Regions from separate parts of the Homo sapiens genome. Here region 1 is linked to region 2. A link is a contact called in ENCODE Hi-C or POLR2A ChIA-PET data. All regions are on one chromosome and are shown on one strand. Each heading gives the region's core, a stretch centred on a gene start or an enhancer-like site at or near the end of the contact. The rest is flanking DNA. Distances are from core to core; before and after follow the strand shown. Region 1 holds the start of ETV4 (ETS variant transcription factor 4). Region 2 holds the start of MEOX1 (mesenchyme homeobox 1).

What was found. A loop is a pair of places that touch in the nucleus more often than their neighbours do. ChIA-PET counts read pairs that join two places held with the same protein, here RNA polymerase II (POLR2A). Pooled maps may share reads with other maps.
Region 1: a pooled map shows a loop between it and region 2 (4-fold over the local background). The contact joins the promoter of ETV4 here to the promoter of MEOX1 in region 2. A Hi-C loop is called at or near these places in 4 of 37 single-sample maps with no recorded cell type and 7 of 50 pooled maps. POLR2A ChIA-PET finds 5 or more read pairs at or near these places in 12 of 52 experiments (A549, BJ, H1 and 8 more).

What each region holds. Positions count from the first base shown.
Region 1 is chr17:43,543,622-43,547,648 of GRCh38, forward strand. ETV4 (ETS variant transcription factor 4) reads right to left here and starts at 2,719. Exons shown (of 13, transcript NM_001079675.5): 1 at 2,564-2,719; 2 at 1,937-2,047; 3 at 1,653-1,746; 4 at 1,354-1,401. The coding sequence starts at 1,996. It also overlaps a transcript of DHX8 not described here. RefSeq lists enhancers at 1,308-2,085, 2,086-2,863, 2,985-3,144 and silencers at 1,915-1,974, 2,015-2,064, 2,515-2,634, 2,685-2,824, 2,845-2,894.
Region 2 is chr17:43,659,538-43,663,584 of GRCh38, forward strand. It overlaps MEOX1 (mesenchyme homeobox 1), which reads right to left and starts at 2,385. Exons shown (of 3, transcript NM_004527.4): 1 at 1,529-2,385. The coding sequence starts at 1,997. RefSeq lists an enhancer at 1,138-1,679.

The DNA.
Region 1 (4,027 bases), core at 1,469-3,968, 120 kb before region 2:
GCTCTAGCCCAGCTCCAGAACCTCAGAAGAAGGATGGGGAGACGGGGCAAAGCTCTGCCTGTAAATTGGAGCTGGGCATGCAGGACTTGCAGGGTCGGGGATGATGCACACAATACCCTCAGAACCTCCAGATCCCTCCAGCACTCACACAGCCATTCAGCCATTATTTCCACAAAATGTCTTGAGTGCTTGCTCTATGCTAAATAGTCATTCTGTCAACATATATATTTTTAGAATATCATAGTGGGCAAGACAGACCTAGTCTCACTCCAAGGATCTAGTCAGGGGTCATTTTCTTTTTACTCCGAGCTTCTATGGAGAGTTCCAGGGTAGTTGGATTTGAGCTTTAAAAAAATTAGATACCCAGGGTGGAGGGATGAGGAGATCCTAAGGAAAATACCTCAAAAAGACCTCAAAAAAGGAGTTCCTAGTGTTTTGGCTTCTTCATTTTCATAGTGTTAAAATAAACCCTAAGATGGGGGTAGTTAACCCTTCCCTCTCAGAGACTGTCTAAACCACCATTTTCCCTCCCACCTGCAGCCCCACCAGCGACACCCTCAGGCCCCACCAAAACGCACTGAAGAATCCAACCAGGAAACCTCCTGAACACACCACTTCCCCATCAGACCCAGCCACGGACCCAGCCACGGACCCCACCCCAGCCAGCTCACAGCTAACTCCCCAGCACACAGGAAGGGGGGAATTTGCCTGGAGGCAGAGGTATTCAAGCGGGATGGAAGAGGGAGGAACACTTGCTATTAGAATTACAATCAAGGCTATTTGGGGAGGGAGCCCTGGGCTCTCTGTGCCAAAGGACTGCCGAAAAGAATTATTTAAACTTTTGTTGTTCTTTTGGCTTGGACAGTAAATTGTTTGGTGCTGGGGGTTGGGAAGAAGAGAAACCCAGGGGATAAGAATCAATGCTTGGGCAACTCTGGAGGATGAGTGACAAATTAATTTCTCCCCCCACCCCCCACCAACAACACCCCAACATGCACCTTGGCCTGGCGGCTTCTGCAAAACAAACTTTACAAATGAAAATTTCAACCAGGAAAATGGGCCTGGGGCCAAGTTCCATTCAAATAAGCAAATACCCCACACAATGGTCTGATTCATCCTCAAGCCTAGTTACACAAGCCTGGCTCAGGGTAGAGAAAATAAATATCAATATAAGTGTCCACGCTGGGTGCTGGGGTGAGTAGAGTGGCAAGGGACCTGGGGAGAGGGCCTTGGAGAACTCCTTGAGGCAGGGAAGGGAGAGGAGAAGTGTAGGGCTTAGGGTGGAATACCAGGGGCTACGGAGTGTCCCCCTGTCCAGCCTCCCAAAATAGAAAAGGTCACAAAACTACTCACCTTCAGCGAGCCACGTCTCCTGGAAGTGACTTAGATCCTGGAAGAGATCTGAGGGGTAAATAGTGGAATTGGAGGTGAGGTGGAGGGGACGGTAAGAGAGAAGGGGCCCTAGCAAGACCCGGTGACTCCCCTGCCTTGGGAGTAGGGACCGAGAAGAATGACCAAAATCCCTTGGAGGGCGAGTTTTTTGGGGAAACAGGCGGGGGTTCCAGAATCGGCCGTGTGTGTGTGTGTGTGTGTGTGTGTGTGTGTGTGTGTGTGGCGGAGGAGGGTCGCGGTTTGTCTCTCTTGCTCTTTACCTTCAGAGTCGAGGGGCGGCAGGGAGCCCGGGTCCATGAGCTTCCCCAGCGGGCCGATCAGCGCTTCGCGCAAGCTCCCATTTCCGGGCGATTTCTGCGAGAAGCGGGGAGAATGCCCGCGAGTCACCCTGAGGCGCTTAGTCTGGGGGACGAGGTTGGGGTCCTCGGGTGACTCAGGGGCGGGGCAGCCCAGGACTCCGCTGGGACTGCGGGGAGGGGGGCTGTGGTGAGAGTAGGGGCTGGGTGCGGGGCGGGGCGGGCGTGGAGGCCGGCGCGGCGCTCACGCTGCTGAAGGTGTAGGGCACTTGCTGGTCCAAGTATCCGGCTTTCATCCTCCGCTCCATCCGGCCGCTCCCTCCGGCCGCACGGCCGGGGCCCCAAGCGGGGGCCGAGACCTGGTGGGGGAGGGGGCTGCGTTCGCACACCGTCCAGGGAGGGCTGCGATGGGGGCGGGGAGGGGGCAGTCCCAAGGCTCTGGGTCCGACGGCGAAACTTCTCCGACTCACTGGGGCGATGGCGAGGTTTCCGCCTGCCAGGCCGAGCGCCACCACCACTCCCCTCCCGCCAAAGGCCAAAGGAGGTCCCACCTGCTCCCAGGAGCCGGGCTCGCCGTTTCTGCTTTCTGCAGCCCTGCTTTACCCGGGCTCGGTTACATAAGAACGTGTGTGTGTGTGTGTGTGTGTGTGTGTGTGTGTGTGTGTGTGTGTACGCGCGCGCGCGCGGAGGAGCAGGCGAAGCGCACACCATCGCATGCCCACAACTCCCGCGCCCCCTCCAACCCTGAATCCCAGCACCTCCCACCCCCGCCCTGGAATCTGCGGAGGCGGGTGGTGAGAGTGAGTGTGGTGTGCATTGGAGGCGAGGCGGGGAATCACAGACACTCTCCCTCCCTTTCCCTCCCGCAGCCTCACCTGAGGCCGGGGCGTCTGGGCTGGAGCCGCGGGGGGTCCCGAGCATGCCCTGGAGCCCGCACCGAGGGCCGCGGGGCTAGGCCGGAGTAAGGCGGCCCCGGCCCCGGGTCCCCAGCGCACCGACTTGTTTTTCGGGCGCAGCAGACAGTTGTGAGCCCGGGGGAGCAGCTGATTGGTGCATTTCCTTCGCTCGGCCTCAGCTCTCCACCCCCCGCCCCGCCACACCGCCCCCCGTTTCCCTTTGTTTCATTGACTTTTGTGAATGGAACCCCAGGGCTGGGCACGCCCGCCAATCCGGAGAGTCGTCCGGCCTGGCCGGGGGGCGGAGTTTCCCAGCCGCGGGGGCCAATCAGAATGTAGGGGTTGGCTCCCGGCTTCATTCAGTGCTCCGGCTCCCATTCATAAAAAAATAAAACTCGCGGCTGGAGTTCATTCATAAAGAACCGAGAGAAAAAGAGAGAAGCCGAGGACCCCGCGGCTTCTTCACCGTCTCGCCACGGTCTTGGGTCTGATGCGCCGCGTGCTCCTCCGGCTGGCGTCTGCACACGTCTCTGCATCTGCGTGTACGTGGGAGTATGAACATGTCTGTGTGCGCCCAGGAGGGAGGCGACCGGGCTTGTGTGCCCAGAGGAACAATAATAACTAGCATTTATGAAGCGCTCCGCTTCCACGTGCTCATTTCGTTCCCATAACCCGGCGAAATGGATCGTTTGTATCTTACAGATATTAAAAATGAAACTCAGAGAGGGATGGTAACTCTCCTGAGGTCACTCAGCTAGTCAGCACCTCTGGGGTTTACAGCCTCAAATCCCTCACACTCTCCTGTACACCCCTCTGAAGCCATGATTAAATGAGTTAAGCTATGTGACAACTGATACACAGTAGGTGATCAATAAATGTAAACTGGCACAGAATCCAGGCTTTTCCTCAAGGGTCTGTTCTCTGCAGAGCTGTTTTGTGACCCACTTTCTACTGATTGCAGCAGAAACCAGAAGCCCCAGGGTAGATGATTTCCGAAAGTGTAGCTCCCTCTCAGCCATCTTCCCTCTTATCTGAGAGCCAGCAAAAGGAGCAAAAGCCCCAAAGGTTCTGATGATCTGGAGGCAGGATGGGTTTCAGTTTTAGCTAAGAAGCTGGTCATAGTCTCTGTCATCTCATCCATTCACCACTTCTTTCAATAAACATTTATCGTGTCAGATACAGTGCTGGGTTCCAGGCAAGCAGCTATGTCCAAGACAGACATCTGAGGGGACCTGGGGTGCTTGGGCTGTGGCCATGGGGGCACAAAGGACATGAATCCTCAAAGGCCTTTTTGCTGAGACAATTCTCTATGTCTCCAGCCTATGCACTCCTTTGAGGACAGCCTGATTTTTTATCCTGCCTGTTTGTGATAAACACAAAAGAATGTTCAAATGCCAGGCCAGCAGGAGTGGCTTCCCAAATTCATCTAACCTAACACCCGCC
Region 2 (4,047 bases), core at 1,135-3,634:
GCTCACTTCTAGGGTGACCAATTCTTCTGTTTGCCTGGGACTGTGGGGTTTCCTACGACAGGATTTTCAGTGCTAAAACTGGAAAAGTCCTGGGCAAATGGAGATGAGCTGCTCACTCTAGTTTGACCCCATTCTTTCTGTGTTCTCACCAACTTTCAGTCTTTCATTTTGCAGATTGAGAGAATCAAGGTACTAATAAAACCTGCTGTCCCCATCTCCCAAACCCGTGGGACTCAAAAGAGCTGACGTCAGTATCCCATGGCACCTTAAGCCTCCCCATCAGGGCACATCCCACTGCTGACACACCTCTGCAGGCCTCTTCTTCCTCTCAGTTTGAGCTTTCTTGGGTGAGACCCCTTTATTCATCTCAGAGCATTCCTGGGCTTGGCTAAGAGCAGAAACTCGGGAAAGCTGTGCTTATAAAGCAAAGCACAAAGCATTCCCACCTGTTGGTTGGTGTCCTTCTTTTCTGTCCTGCCCTGGTTAGCCCCATGGGAAGGTCCTCTACAGGCTCCGACAGACAGGCGTGCCCCTGAGGGCGGCTGTCAGGAGGAAAACAGGGCAGCACGGGCAGGAGGCTTGGTCACTGCTTTGTTCTGAACGAGGCCGGGACAAGGAACCAGACAAAAGGTGGACAGGTATAGTGAGCAACCAGGGAGGGCCTGGTGGGGAGGTGAGGAAGCAGCAGGTCCCCACCCTGGGGAAGAGAAGGGCTTTAGCTGGAATCTTAACAAATAGGCCAATCTCATCCTCCAGCCTCTGGGACTCCAGCACGGACTCCCTTGGCTGCCTGCCTCCCTGACTCTCTCAGAGGCTGCCCATCCCTTGCAGCTCCTTGCGGGGCTGCCTTCCTGGGGGGTCAGCCAGATCTCAGCATGCTGAGTTGTCTGTCCCCTTGGCCTGGACATGGCCCAGCTCCGCAGGGTGATATCTGGTGGGCAGTCTGCCCCAAACCTCAGCCCTCCATCTCCCCCTCACCCCTTGATTCTCCCATCCCAGCCGCAGGCCTGCTTCTCTGCCTCTAGGCTCCTGGACACATAGGGTCTTGGCTTTGGGTGGCCACCCAGGGTCCCAGCTTCAGTCTTAGCTCTCAGAGCCTTAACCTCAGCTGAACTTCCCTGGTAAGCGAGCCCTGTGGCTCTAGGACCACTTGGGGCTGGCCAAAGCATGGTGGGGAGGAGGATGACTCAATGGCAGCCTGATTCAGGAAAGCCCCTCACCAGCCCTCGCCAGTCTGCACCCAGAGGATCCATTTCACGTGTCCTCCAAATCCTGGCTGATCCTGTTTCATTCTCTTGCTGGACACCCTTTCTGGGGCCCAGGAGTGCTGGGACACAGACATGGTCCCCATCACCAGAGAATCCTAGAACTCTCAGTGGAAGAAACCCCAAAGGTAACTGGTCCAGTCTCCTGCATTTGGATGGACTAGACAGAAATTCATGCTCAGAGCACCTAGGCACAGAGAGGGTGAGTAACTTCCCCAGGGTCACACAGTAAAGGAATGATCAGCTGCTCCTGAGCCACCTACCTGAACTCTCCTTTCTCCGCCTGGATGATTTCTTCTCTGTCTCATTGGCAGTGCTCCCAAGCACCCCGTAGTCATCGCCTGGGCCTCCTGTGGTGTCCACCAGGCCCAGGCTGCTGGTCCCCATTTCCTTGGAACCCCCTGCCGGGCCTGAGTTGGGCCTGCGCCGGGCGTCTGAGACAGGGAAGTGCCAGTTGGGGGACTGTGGGAAAGCGGGGTGCTGCTCAGTGAAGATGTGCTCCTCCTGGGGCAGGCTGTGTGGGGTGGCTGCCAGGCAGGAGGCTGAGAAGTCAGGGTACGCTGCCGTCGCTGTCGCCAGGAAGTCTGGTTTCTGGTGGAAGGAGAACGGGGTGGGCGGGTAGTGGGGTAGCCCTGAGGCCCCATTGCCTTCCGAGTGGGGGTTTCGAAGGCAGCCCCAGACAGGGGCTGGGGGCTGGAGGCTCCTCATGCAGCTGCTGGCCGCGGGATCCATCTGCTGTCCGCTGCACGCCTCGGTCCTTTCAAAGATTTGATTCTTTATACTTTTTATGTTCAAATTTTTAAAAATGCAAAAGAAAAAAAACTAAATAGGAGGGAAAAATGTTCAACAGAAAATTTACCCCAGGAACCAAAAAAAAAAAAAAACCCAAAACTAAAGTCTCTCCTTAAAGTACACACACATGTGGCCAGCTACTCCTATGTGTGTGCACACACCTATGTCGGGCTTGCTCCTGCCCCTCCAATGCACCAGCCTACCTACTGGGATCCCCTGTATGTGTATTTGTCGCCAATGACACTAAACATTTTCACTGTCCCAACCCAGACGCACCAGCTGACGAGGAGTTCGTCCTGGAGCCCAGAGCAAATGCCTGCAGAGGGCTGGACCAGGGCTGCTGGGACACACTTTTAAATCCTGCGGTGGGGAGAGAGTGACAAATTTCTGAAGTGAAATGTGAGAGAGGAGAGGGAGGGGTTAACCCACACACACAAGATCCCCTCCAACCAAAACCCTAGCAGGCAACTATTAATCATCAGAAACCTTATATGCACATCTAATGGGATTTGCAGATGGAGACTTTTAAAGAAACATTGTCTGTATTTTTTTTTTAAGGAAAGAGAGCAGCACACACACACATACACACACACCGTCTTTAATGTGCCTCCTGTAACACTATGAAGTTATTTTTATTGCACTGTTAACAAAATTCCCCAAGTCTTGGATTTAGAAAAAGCCTTAAGTCAGATCCAGAATCCATCAAATGCCAAATTCCAGGGAGTGAAGTGAGGAATAAGAGCAAGAGACAAGCTTGGTGATTGCATTTGATTTAAAGGCCCTTCTACTGCTGCCTGCGAAAAAGGAAGGTGGATTAAAAGAAATCTTTTTTGCAAGTCTCAGCGGCCCACTGTGGTCTGCAGTACAAAGAAAGGCACACTCTAGAAAAAAAGAATTTCTCTCTGCCCAGAGTGACATTCTCACTTTCTCAGTAACTTAAAAAAACAATCAGATTCTTCCTTCCGCTCTTTAACCTCCAACATACATGCCAATTAGCCACACTCTTCTCTAGAGAGGTTTCAAGTCATTTTTCTTCACAGCAATGGCAAGGCTCTTAAATAAGGTCCTTGAAGTTTCTTCGGGTCTCCTCCCACCTGCTCCCTGCCCCCTTCACCTCCACCCACCTGCTTCCCTTTCTCATCCCCCAGAGGCGGAGGCTTCCGAGGAATTTGGGGTAGGGAAATAGGAATCAGGGGCTCCTCATTCCCCAAAGGAGCCTCTTTGGCAAGCAGGCACGTGGGTCTCCGGGCTGGTGCACATCACAGGGCAGCCAGCCCAAGTGCCATCTTGATGCCCAGTCTTCCTCATGGCTGCGCCCTGCTGGTCTCTCAGAGGGTTAATGCAATTTCTTGGAGGACGACATTCCTAACACCCAGGGGCCAGAACTCCTTCCCCACTGGTTATTCCCATGGCCCAGAGCAGCAGGATGGGGGCAGAAACAGGCATGGACCTTAACAGCAGCGTCTCTGCTGGCTGCTTCCAAAGACGGCGAGGGTTCCCTGAGGAGGGGCCCCTAGGTCTTAGCTCTGCAGCCTGGAGGTGGGGCCCTGGGGGGTGGGTGCAGGAGATGCTCCTAGGAGGAGCCGAAGGGCACCCAGGGATGTGGAATGAAGCCACGACTGGCCTTTAATCCAGAAACTCCAGTCAGATACACATCCTGGGAGCAGGAGCAGCTGTAAAAGATGGGGAGGGGTGTACATATGAAAAGATGTGCCCTCTTCTGGAACAAGCGGTCAGAGTGTTGTAGACCAGTAGAGTGGATGGGGTCATAGCTGTCAACCAGACTCATCTTTCTGCTTTGCCCAGGGCTTAGCTGTGGCACACACAATTCTCTGAGCCTCACAACTTTCCTAGGATGGGTAAGTAAGAATTATGTCTCCATTTTGCAGATGACAAAACCGAGGCTCAGATGGATGACTGGGCTGCCCAGACTCACACAGCTAAGAAATGGTGGAATCAGCACTTGGCCTCAGGTGTCCTGCTGTTCAGT